Linked DNA regions of Homo sapiens: region 1 is linked to region 2. Evidence: chromatin contacts called from ENCODE Hi-C or POLR2A ChIA-PET data. All regions are on one chromosome and are shown on one strand. Each heading gives the region's core, a stretch centred on a gene start or an enhancer-like site at or near the end of the contact. The rest is flanking DNA. Distances are from core to core; before and after follow the strand shown. Region 1 overlaps LOC105374541 (a long non-coding RNA gene). Region 2 overlaps LOC105374542 (a long non-coding RNA gene).

What was found. Hi-C counts contacts between places; a loop is a spot of excess contacts on that map. ChIA-PET counts read pairs that join two places held with the same protein, here RNA polymerase II (POLR2A). Pooled maps may share reads with other maps.
Region 1: a pooled map shows a loop between it and region 2 (3-fold over the local background). The contact joins two enhancer-like sites. A Hi-C loop is called at or near these places in 4 of 50 pooled maps. POLR2A ChIA-PET finds 5 or more read pairs at or near these places in 4 of 52 experiments (H1, IMR-90, activated CD8-positive, alpha-beta memory T cell and 1 more).

What each region holds. Positions count from the first base shown.
Region 1 is chr4:26,148,828-26,154,689 of GRCh38, forward strand. It overlaps LOC105374541 (a long non-coding RNA gene), which reads right to left. Exons shown (of 6, transcript XR_925507.4): 4 at 5,421-5,460; 5 at 3,794-3,937; 6 at 3,267-3,511. It also overlaps a transcript of RBPJ not described here. Among named protein-coding and RNA genes, the nearest start is that of LINC02357, 81 kb to the left of the region's middle. Within about 2 kb of position 2,369, at least 7 of the 41 ENCODE cell types and tissues checked have a DNase peak (open chromatin) inside an H3K27ac peak, as active enhancers do.
Region 2 is chr4:26,285,656-26,291,248 of GRCh38, forward strand. It overlaps LOC105374542 (a long non-coding RNA gene), which reads right to left. Exons shown (of 2, transcript XR_925508.3): 2 at 2,498-2,794. It also overlaps a transcript of RBPJ not described here. Among named protein-coding and RNA genes, the nearest start is that of RBPJ, 33 kb to the right of the region's middle. RefSeq lists an enhancer at 2,990-3,039 and a silencer at 3,210-3,259. Within about 2 kb of position 3,121, at least 8 of the 41 ENCODE cell types and tissues checked have a DNase peak (open chromatin) inside an H3K27ac peak, as active enhancers do.

The DNA of each region.
Region 1 (5,862 bases), core at 1,119-3,618, 140 kb before region 2:
GAAGCCAAGATGCCTGCCTCCAGAGAACAGGATGCTCTGAAACTGAGCAATAAAAGACCATCAGGACCACTGTGGGAAGACCTTTCCCCTGAGAAATTTACTTATCTTTCTAGGAAGAAAGAAAAAGAGAGTGGTAAGTAGCAGAAGTGTTTCTTCCATATATTTCTCTACTGGGAGTGTGGTGAAGTCTCCCCACAACATGGAAACATGAAGAGTGGGGCCACATTTCCCTCACTGGCCCTGCCATGAAGTGCTTCAAGAAGGGCTGATATTAGCAGAGCCCAGTTTAAGAAGGAAGTGAGAAGCAGTTTTTCCAGAGTCATAAGGGAAATGGAAAAGGTCACATACATGACATTGTTGAGGGCTGAGAAGAAACCTGAATTAGGGAGTTAGAATCTCAAGTTTAAATAACTCCCCAACTTCAATGTTGTGAAAAGTTTAGCAAGTCACTGAACCTCTCTGAGCCTCTCTTCAGTGATTTGTCAAGTGGAGGGCAATTTATTACTGTCCTGCCTCTGGTCAAGTGAGATAATGGTAGAAGGGCTGGATGGACTTGGCAAAGGTTACTATCATCGATAATAGTACTAAGCAGTGTTACTTTCAAGGTATCCGTGAGTGGGGAATCCAAGCTGCTATTGTTCGGATGTATTCCCCAAAATTCATGTGTTGCAAACTTGATCCCCAATGTGGTGGTACTAGGAAGTGGGATCCTTAAGAGGTGATTAGGTCACATGAATAGATTAATGTCATTATCTTGGGAGTAGGTTTGTTACAAAAGTGAGCTCAGCTCTCTCTCTCTCTCTTTCTCATGATCTATGCCCTTCCACCTTTCACTATGGGATGACACAGCAAGAAGGCCCTCTCCAGGTGCCAGCACCTTGTTATTGGACTTTCCAGACTCCAGAACCATGAGAAGTAAATTTCTTTTCTTTGTAGATTACTCAGTTTTTGGTGTTCTCTTATAGCAACACAAACCAGACTAAGACATATGTCTTTGCCACACTGGTGGCCAATTCTCCTCCATCAACTTTCTTCCCGACTTTTCCTCCAGGTTTGCCAGCTTTACCAAACTTCTCCAGTGTCAGCTATGCCCCAAGACTCCAAGAGGCAGAATTTACGTTTCTTAGCCTCTCCAGTGAGATTGCAGTTAGCATTTAAAAACTCCTGCACACTGTAACATTCTTGAACCATACCTCTGATGTTATCACTGCCTCTGGTTACAAGGTTCTAGAGAAACACATGTCTCTGAAATGAGCTCCTTTTTATCAGATAAATTTCTGAATTCAGTAGGAAAAACTCTTCCATTTCACAAACAGGCCCCCATCCCCAAGGCTGTTCCAAAAATTGGATGTCCATGGTAAATTATCTAGTGATATTCCCTATGCTTGCATTCCCTATCACGTGTTGCACAACCAGTAATGCTTTGACCTGAGAAAGCCTACCTAATCATCAGATGCATCCTACAGATGAGAACCACAGGTCCTAGAGGGGCCAAACAACATGGCCAAGATCTCACTTCAGGGCAGAGTCACAGTGGTAGGCTGGAAACCAGGCCTTTTCACCCCCACTGGGTGCAACCATGTTTAGCCCCTTAGTAGTATGGCTTTGCCTACACTCTGCATATCTACTTAACAAACACTTGTAGAGCACTTACAGTGTGTTGGGCGCTGCATAAAGCACTTTGCAGACATTAACTCACTTAATTCTTAGAGTAGCCCTAGCTGTGCAGCCTTACGGAAGCTACTCAACCTCTCTGTGACTCAGTTTTCCCATCCGAAAAAAAGGGATTGTTGTAACAGTCTCATGAGTTAACACACTGAAAGAACTTAAAACAGTGGCTAGTACAGGGCAAACACTTACATGATTAAGTCCATAGGGTACACAATGGGCCAAGGACAGTGATGGACACAGAACACAAAGCAGGAGCACATACCCCGGTCTCATGGGGTGAGGGAAATGTTTGTAGGAAGCCACCTATTTGGTCAACCCCTGAGCCATGTTTACACTAGTGAGAAAGCTCATCACATCTTTGCTCTGGTCCTCTCCCATGGTTCAGTATGCCATGCAGCATCAGACAAGAGTAAATGTGCCCTCCAAGATGTAAAGATGCATTTGCTAGTCTTTATTTACGGATATACTGACAATGGAAAACATGTTCCCCTATATGAGCAGCCCTGAGAACAACGCCAAAGATTTCCTGTAATGAAAGGCTCTAAAAATACTTTTTGATGATGGAGGGAGTGGAAATTGAGCAACACCAACTGAGTGAAATACGGAAATGATACCAAATGGCACCGAAGCAGCAGAGCAGGCAGCCCACCTGGCCTTTGATCCCTCAGTCTTGCCCGAAGACTCAGTGCATTTGGGGTTTTTTCCAGGAGGCTGTGCTGTGCCTTTGTGTTTACATGCTCCATCTAATTTTCTAGAGAAAAAAATTAGTCAGCCATGACTAATGCTGAATTATAGCATAAAATGGTTGCCAGCAAATTGAACACCCAAGTAATCTAACTTTCTCTTTTTTGTGATCTGCTGAAGATCTCCAAGAAATGGGAATATGTTCTGTGTTTTGGGCCCTCAACTCCTTCCATATTTACTACCAAATTATTGTTAAAGTCAGATATATTGCATATCCTGTCCTATTTTTGTTAGATTTAACCATTTTGTTAAACTGTTGTGGAATAGTGTTTATAGTTTGTGACTTGGTCATGGATATGATATTTTACTCTCATCTCTGCTCTTTGAGAGAGTCACTGTCCCCACCACCACCACCTCCCTTTTACAGAGGAAGAAATTGAGGCACAGAGCTGCAAAGGAGTTTGTCTGAGGTCACACCACCGGCCGATGACAGCCTTCCGACTACCCAGTCCCTCTGCTGGGTTGATCCTGTGGATTTCCATTTTACTATCGGTTTAGGGTATCCTAGTCATTACAAATCTCTGTTTGTTATGGCCCATCTCCAAAGGAGGCCTTGGCCTGGCCAAGAGGAGCCTTCTCTTTTTCTTCGCAAATAAGTTTTTCCTCTTCTCCTGTCTGGAAAAGGTGGGTCGGCAGCCAATTCAGTGAGCAACTCAGTGATTTAGGAACAAATATGTGGGACAGCTGAGCCTCTCCAGATGTTGAACTAAATAAGGCACAATTGGGCTTTTGGGGTCTGACGCCTCTTTATGGCAAACTGGGAGCAGAAGGGGCCCCTAGAACAGTTGACAGTATAATAAGATTCTCATTCAAAAGTGCCTACGTTGTGCCAGAAAGTTTACAGAGTGGTAGGGCTCAGAATAAATAGCTGGCAAATTATACACTATGATAAAACATTACAATTTTCTTCCTTTCAATACCCCACTCTGGAGGAATACTATCCACTCCTGCACTGTTGAATTCAGGAGTGGCTATGGGACTTGTGTTGGCTAGTGACGTGTAGACAGAGTTGACACATGTCTTCCAGCACGTGGTTTGCCATCTGTCTTTTTCATCCACCACGTAGACTGGCAATGTTCCAGGTACGCCCTGAACACTAGAGAGAATGGGAGAAGCCAAGCTTCAGTCAATCCGCAATGGACCCTCTTTGTTGTAAGCCACTGATGCTTTCAGATTGTTGTTACAGCAGCATGGCCTAGCCCCTTGTGATGGGAAAACTTGCATGAGATCCCATAACTGGTACATAGTAAAGCCAGGATAGTTCATCTGCAGCATTTAATAAGTGCTTACTATGTGCATAAACCATGCTAAGTACTTTCTACATATTATCTTCATTAATTCTCACAATGAGCTCATAACTTGTATAAAGAATTCTTACCTCAATTTTTAAATTGATGTTTCAACTCACACAGCTTGTAAGGAGCAGATCCAGGACTTGAACCCAGGTTGTTCTGAATCCATAGCCCAAGCTCTTAATCACTAATCCATATTGAATCCTTGTTCAGTTCTTGAAGACAGAGAGCTTGAGAAGTTGAAAAGAGTGGAATGAATTTGCCAACCACTGTGAGACTGTCAGATGTTATGTATGCAACTTACAAAGTTAAGAAAATAGTATGAACTGCCCCAGTTTATGACCAATCATCTAATGAACACTCTGGGAGTGGGCAAAAGAGGTAGAAGTGCAGGTTAAGTGTCCTTTATCCAAAATGCTTGGGATCCAAAGTGTCTGGGATTTTGGAATATTTGCATATATATAATGAGATACCATGCGGATGGCACCCAAGTCTAAACAGGAAATTATTTTATGTTTTATATACACCTTATACACATAGCCTGAAGGTAATTTTACACAGTATCTTAAATAATTTTGTGCATGAAACAAAGTTTGTGTGCATCGAACCATCAGAAAGCAAAGGTGACCCTAGCTCAGCCACCCATGTGGACAATCTGTGGTTATTTGGCATCACCATCATTCCTGACTCTGAATGTAGATGCTACTGAGAAGCAACTGTTTTCTTACATTTATTCACACATAAGTGTGAATTTTAAGGTAAAAAACATGACAAACCGTTAATGCAGTGAAAAAATAGAGTGTTCAGGGTAACCAAGCAGCACAGTAGCATGCCCAGAATACCTGCATCAGCTGTGAAACAACAGCAAGAGATAACAGCAGGCGTTCAGTCTCCACCTGTGATGCTGTGTTTTGATTAAAAGATTACTGTACACTGTATTCTATTTTTTAGGTGAGGAGAAACACTGGAAGCAGTTGAGGGACCAGGATGTGGGTCCTCCAAGGATGAAGAGGCATGCTAGTGGATAGCTTTTTTCAAATGTTTCCTCCAGTGTCACTGGCCTTAGTAACAGTGGTTTTTGTCTTAGGGGGTCTCTCTTTGATTTTATAAGCTGACATGATTTCTTGTTCTGTTATGAAGGCACACACAGCTCTAGTCCTTCAACAAACCCATCATACATTTTTACCATATTATAACTTAGGCCGTTTTTCTGCAGTGTTAACATCATCTTCACCATTGTGCACCTGTGTTTTGACTGCAACTCATAACATGAGGTCAGGTGTGGAATTTTCCACCTGTGCATCGTGTGAGACTGAGGCAGGAGAATCGCTTGAACCCAGGAGGCGGAGGTTGCAGTGAGCTGAGATCGTGCCACTGCACTCCAGCCCCGGTGACAGAGTGAGACTCCCTCTCAAAAAAAAAAGTTTCAGATTTTGGAACATTTGAGATTTCAGATTTTTGGATTAGGGACTCCAAATCTGTATTTGGAACTTGCTTGATATTCCCCCATTCATTGTTAACTCCTTCCCCAATTAAGAACTCCCGCTCAGCTGCTGACCAGAGTTTCTGCCATCTCTCCTTTAGAGGACAAACAAAGATACAAAGAGCTCCCCTCCACTCTGTGGGTGGAGGCAATCATAACACGGGGAACAGAAAGAACAAAAAGTTTGGAATGATAGAGACCTGAGTTCAAGCTCTGGCTCTGCCACTTACCAGATTTGGGACTTCGGGCAAGTTGCTGCATTTTCTCCATCTGTAAAACAGGATAAATAAGATAATGATGGTTACCTCACTGGGTAATTCAGGGTATAAAAGGCATCATTCTGACAAGTGTCTGTGCAGGGTCTGGCATGTAATAGGTACTCAATGAATATTCGTTCCCGTAGGAATTTACCAGGGAAACACCGTGTGGACTCACCTGCTTTTCTGCCTGCTCTTGCCCTTTGCTCCTAACCTCCCTATCCCTTCCATGCTGCTGTGGTCCCAGATGGAAGTGCTATCTGATCTTATTCAGACCTGAACACACATCTGTTCTCAGGAACATGGTTTTAAAATGAAGATTGGTTGGCTTGAAAACAGGTTTTGTGTTAGTCCATTTATGTTATTATAAAGGAATATCCAAGACTGGGTAATTATAATTGTTCTTTTGGCTCAA
Region 2 (5,593 bases), core at 1,871-4,370:
CTGCTTAATGATACTGATACGTTAAAAAAAAAAAAAAAAAAAAAAAAGTGGCACATTATCAAATGCATTCCAGACAAGTTTCCTGAAGCATCTTCCAACCAGAATGCAATCCTTTTAATTCAATCTTATGCAGAAATTCTCGAGCCATCCCTGTCTGAATATAAATTACTATGTGTATACCCAAAGACTAACAGCAAATTGTTGGATATATGAGTGAAATTACCCACTGAGAGAGTATTCAAAATTTTAGTCCAGACCAGCCTGGGCAACATAGGGAGACCCCATCGCTACAAAAAATTATTTTTAAAAATTAGCCGGGCTTAGTGGCGTATGCCTGTAGTCCTAGCTGCTCAGTACACTTGCTTGAGCCCAGGAATTCAAGGCTGCAGTGCGCTATGATCGTGCCGCTGCACTCCAGTCTGGGCGGCAGAGTGAAAGCTTAGGCTAAAAATCTTTAAAACATGTTTTCATCCTACCATATTAATTTGGAAGACTGGCTTTAAATATCACGTGGGACAGTAATTATAGAACATGTACTGTGGGCTGGGCATGATGACTAGCGCCTGTAATCCCAACATTTTTGGTGGCCAAAGCGGAAGGATCGCTTGAGCCCAGGAGTTTGAGAGCAGCCAGGGCAACACAGTGAGACCAGGTCTCTTTAAAAATAAAAAATTAGCCAGATGCGTGGTGGTGAGCACCTGTGGTCCCAGCTACTTAGGAGGCTGAAGGATCACATGAGCCAAAGAAATCAAGGCTCTCGTGAGCTGTGGTCGCACCACTGCACTCCAGCCTGTATGAAAAACCGAGACCCTGCCTCAAAAAAAAAAAAAAAAAAAAAAGAGACAAACAAAATAATTCATGTACTTTAAGCTCTTGGCTTAAAGCTTTGAATCTCACATGTGATCTCTCTGTCCTTCAATATCCTATAATTCATTGTTCTGACTGCACATAGAACATCCCATTCTTACCAGATTGGGGGAACTTCAGGACCAGAATTTAGGCTTAAATTTTTTGATTCCATACAGCATCTTACAAACAGCAGGTGTTCATGTCAATATATATTAATTATGTGCAATTTCTTTATCTGAGGGGCACCCTTTCTTTTGTAAAATGATGTTGTAAAGTAAAACCTCTTTTTTTTTTTTTTTTGGTCGGAGCCTCCCTCCGTCACCCAGGCTGGAGTGCAGTGGCCACTATCTCTGTTCACTGCAGCCTCCGCCTCCTGGGTTCAAGCCATTCTCCTGCTTCAGCTTCCCAAGTAGCTGGGATCACGGGGATGCACCACCACGCCTGGCTAATTTTTGTATTTTTCATATAGACGGGGTTTCTCCATGTTGTCCAGGCTGGTCTCGAACTCCTCACCTCAGGTGATCCGCCCACCTCGGCCTCCCAAAGTGCTGGGATTACAGGCGTGAGCCGCCGCACCTGGCCTAAACTAAAAGCTTTAGGTTGGCACATTTTCAGGTGAAAAAGACAAAGGAAAGAGCTAGCATGCTACGGTAAAAAGAGAGTATTGATTTTAAACCATGTCACTGTTCTGAGATCTGTGCTCAAAAATAAAGGAGTATTTTAGGTCATTGGAAAAAGAAGAAAGAGAGAAAAGATTGGGCACAGTGGTTCGTGCCTGTAATCCCAGCACTTTAAGAGGCCAAGGTAAGAGAATCACTTGAAGCCAGGAGTTTGAGACCAGCCTGGGCAGCATAGCGAGACCCCATCTCTAGCAAAAAAAGTAAAAAATATAATAACAATTAGCCAGACATGGTGGCATGCTCCTGTAGTCCCAGTTACTCAGAAGGCTCGAGTGGGAAGATCGCTTGAGTCAGGGAGATGGAGGCTACAGTAAGTTGTAATCATGCTGCTGCAGTCCAGCTTGGCTGACAAAGTGAGACCTTGCCTCGGAAAGGAAAGGAAAGGAAAGGAAAGGACAGGAGAGGAGAGGGGAGGGGAGGGGAGGGGAGGGGAGGGGAGGGGAGGGGAGGGGAGGAGCAGAGAAGAGAAGAAAAGAGAAGAAAAGAAAAGAAAGGAAAGGAAGGAAAGGAGGGAAGAAAAGAAAGAGAAAGAAAGAAGAAAACGAGAAAGGGAGGGAGGAAGGCAGGAAGGCAGGACAGAAGAACGCAGGCAGGCAGGCAAGATGGAAGGAAGGAAGGGAGGGAGGGAGGGAAAGAGAAAGAAGGAGAAAGAAGAACTCCAATAGAAGAAGACCAGGGAAGGGTCTAGGCCTAATTTTGTCATTTATTTAAATGTCTTTGAGCATCTCATTGAACTCTCTCTGCTTCTCTGCATTTGCATCTGCAAAATGAGGAAACTGCACATGACTCTGAGGTGATTTCCCACTCAATGATCCTAAGATATTTGAGTACTTGAATATCCTTCAATGATAACATCTGGGAAGAGTATAAAGTCTGATATTAGTCCTCAGTAGTGCTCTCCAAAAGGATGGGTAGATAACTACAGACATTTTTAATTACATATCACTGAGTAACAAATTACCTCCAAATTTAGGAGCTTAAGGCAAGAATAAACATTTATTCTCTCACAGAGTTTCTCAGGGTCAGGAATCCAGGAGTGGCTTAGCTGGGAGGTTCTAGCTTGGGATCTATAAAGGGATTGTAGTCAAGAAGTTGGCTGGACATACAGTCTTCTGAAAATTTGACTAAGGCTGAAGAATCTGTTTCCAAGGTGGCGCTCTCATGGCCGATGGCAGAGTCTTCAGTTGCTTATCACAGGGACTTCCTTGCAGAGCTGTTTGAGTGCCCCTCTGGCATGGCAGTTGGCTTCTTCTGCAATGAGTGATCTAAGAGCAAGAGCAAGGAGGAAGCCACAATGCATGTAATGACTTATTCTCACGGGTTGCACATTGTCACTGCTGCCACATTGAATTCGCTAAAACTCAGTTACTGACTACAGACCACACCCTAGGAGAGAAGAATTAGGCTCCACTTCTTGAAAGGAGTATCAAAGAACTTGCAAATTTATTTGTGAGTTTATTTTAAAAGCCCTCACAAACACGTATTCTTTAAACTAGAGTGGCTCAGCCCTGCAAGACAGGGAAGTTATAACAACCAACATTTCTAGAGTGACTCACTGTTTAGAAAGTATTTCCCCATGTTTTCTCATTGGGTTGTCACAACCCCCCAGTGGAACAACAGCATTAATATCCCCACTTAAAAATGAGGAAATGGAAGCGAGGTCACTTTTGTACAGTTATTTAACAAGTAAGTTGTATAGCTGGGGATTAAGCCCAGCACAAAGCATAAGGCCTTTTCACCATCCTTCAAATGAGAAACTTGGCATGAAGGCCTTTGCACAGAAAAGTTTCATTAGGAAGATTGACTATTCCTTACTTCCTACCAATTGTTTTTACCTATTTTATTAAATTTTTTTATGTTTAACTTACATACTTCCAAAATTACTTGAAGCAGTTTACAAATAAAATGTTTAAGAAAGAAAGAGGAGTAGGGCTGGGCCTGGTGGCTCATGCCTGTAATCCCAGCACTTTGGGAGGCCGAGGTGGACAGATCACTAGAGGTCAGGAGTTCAAGACCAGCCTGGCCAACATAGTGAAACCCCATCTCTACTAAAAATACAAAAATTAGCTGGGCACAGTGGCAGGTGCCTGTGATCCCAGCTACTTGGGAGGCTGAGGTGGGAGAACCACTTGAACCTGAGAGTGGTATGCAGGTCAAACCACTGCACTCCAGCCTCAGCGACAGAGTGAGACTTGGTCTCAAAAAAAAAAAAAAAAAAAAAAAGAAAAAGAAAAAGGAGTAAATAATTCTAGGCACCAGAAATGATCATATTACAACACTTGGCAATAAATTTGGTTCAGATCTTTCTGGCAGCAGAGGTGAAAAGAGAAGCGTGATAGGCTGCAGAGATTTCACTTTCTGACAAGAGTGAGCATGCATGCTATCATTGCCTGAAGCTAAATTCAAGAAGGACTTTATCACGTGGAGTTGTGTAGAGTTAATACCGCTTAACATTGTGGTCAGTATCTTCAATCACACGCTTGCAAAAGATGTACTCATATTAACCCTGAATGTAAACAGAGGACACACCTCACCTGTAAGTTGGTTAATATATTTGAGGAAGAAGCTGAGGAAAGGTGGCCCAGGTACCTTTCTCTCTAATGTCTTTACCAAATTAAGGCATAGAACTTGGAGAATATACAGGAATTGAAGGTTGATCTGTCTGGTGGACTGTCTCTCAAGTATCAGAGTTGTGAGAGTGCTTGAATGACCTGCTAAATCTTGTTAATTTGTCTTGGCATCTTGTAACAGGTACCTACCTGTAATATAAATATTCTATATTGTCAATTAATTAAGGACTTTGCTAAAAGAGAGCAAGGAATGCCAATATAAAGTTAAAGAAAAATATAAAATAAATAAGTTAGGCTGGGCATGGTGACTCATGTCTGAAATCCCAGGACTTTGGGAGGACATGGTGGGAGGGTTGCTTGAGGCCAGGAGTTCGAAACCAGCCTAGGCAAAACAGCGAGACCCCACCTCCCATCTCTACATGTGACTTAAAAAACTTAGCTGGGCATGGTGGTACATGCCTGTAGTCCTAGCTACTTGGAAGACTGTGACAGGAGGTTCACTTGAGCTCAGGAGTTTGAGGCTGCAGTGAGCTATGATTGCACCACAGAACGAGACCCTGTCTAAAAAAAAAAAAAAAAAAAAGTAAAAAAAGTTAGACCGCATGAGCTGTAATAACCCTTTTTGGACCAATATGCTGTGACTCTGTGGCTTTAAGGATGAGATGCCAATATGCATTCTTGTCCCAGTAGAGAGCCAGCCCAGTTTGGCCTGGGTGTGAGAAGCAAAGCTATCAAAAGCTTTGGCCAATTTTTTCCCCCAAAAGGAATTCCAAATATATCCAAGCTTCTATGTTAGTGACTGATTGAAACCAAAGCTTTATACCATATGACATAGAATCCTGGAATAGATAACTTTAGGCTGAAGAAAAAAGAAAAGTTAAGGCAGGTGTGAGCAGCTGTCCAGTTCTGCCATAAAAGAAATCAAGTTTAACTTCAGCGATAACATGCCTTCTTTTAAGCACTCGAGTTTTGTTAGGTTCTCTCCAGTTGGCTGAAAATTACACCCTAAATATTCCTCTAAAAGTAGATAACTTAGTGCACTTTTATTTAATATTACAGTACTTATAAAGGTTTCTATTAATGGGTCTCCTCCTTCGAGAAGAGAATCGTAAATGAAATACATAAAGATTAATAGCCTTTATTTATTTCTTAAACCAGCTGGTCTTCCTCTAAGAAAGCAGATATGCTAAAGTAAATAATCCTTCATTTTAAAAAATAGAAAGCATTCCCCTTGAATGCTGTTTACTGGCTGTGAGCAAATAGGTATTCACTTAGAAGGCTTTGCTCTCTGTTTATTACCCATATTTCTATAATACCTGCTTCAGAAGTGTTGCAGAAAGACAAAATTAATGTGCATGGAAAAAAAGCAGAGAAAATGAGTGTTAATCTTTGTGGAACAATCCAGAGTCCAGAGAAAGAGGCGAGTAGGGGGAGAAGCCACTTGTTGGAATGACTAGTATATTAAGATTCTCTTCTGGGTTATGGGTTAACATC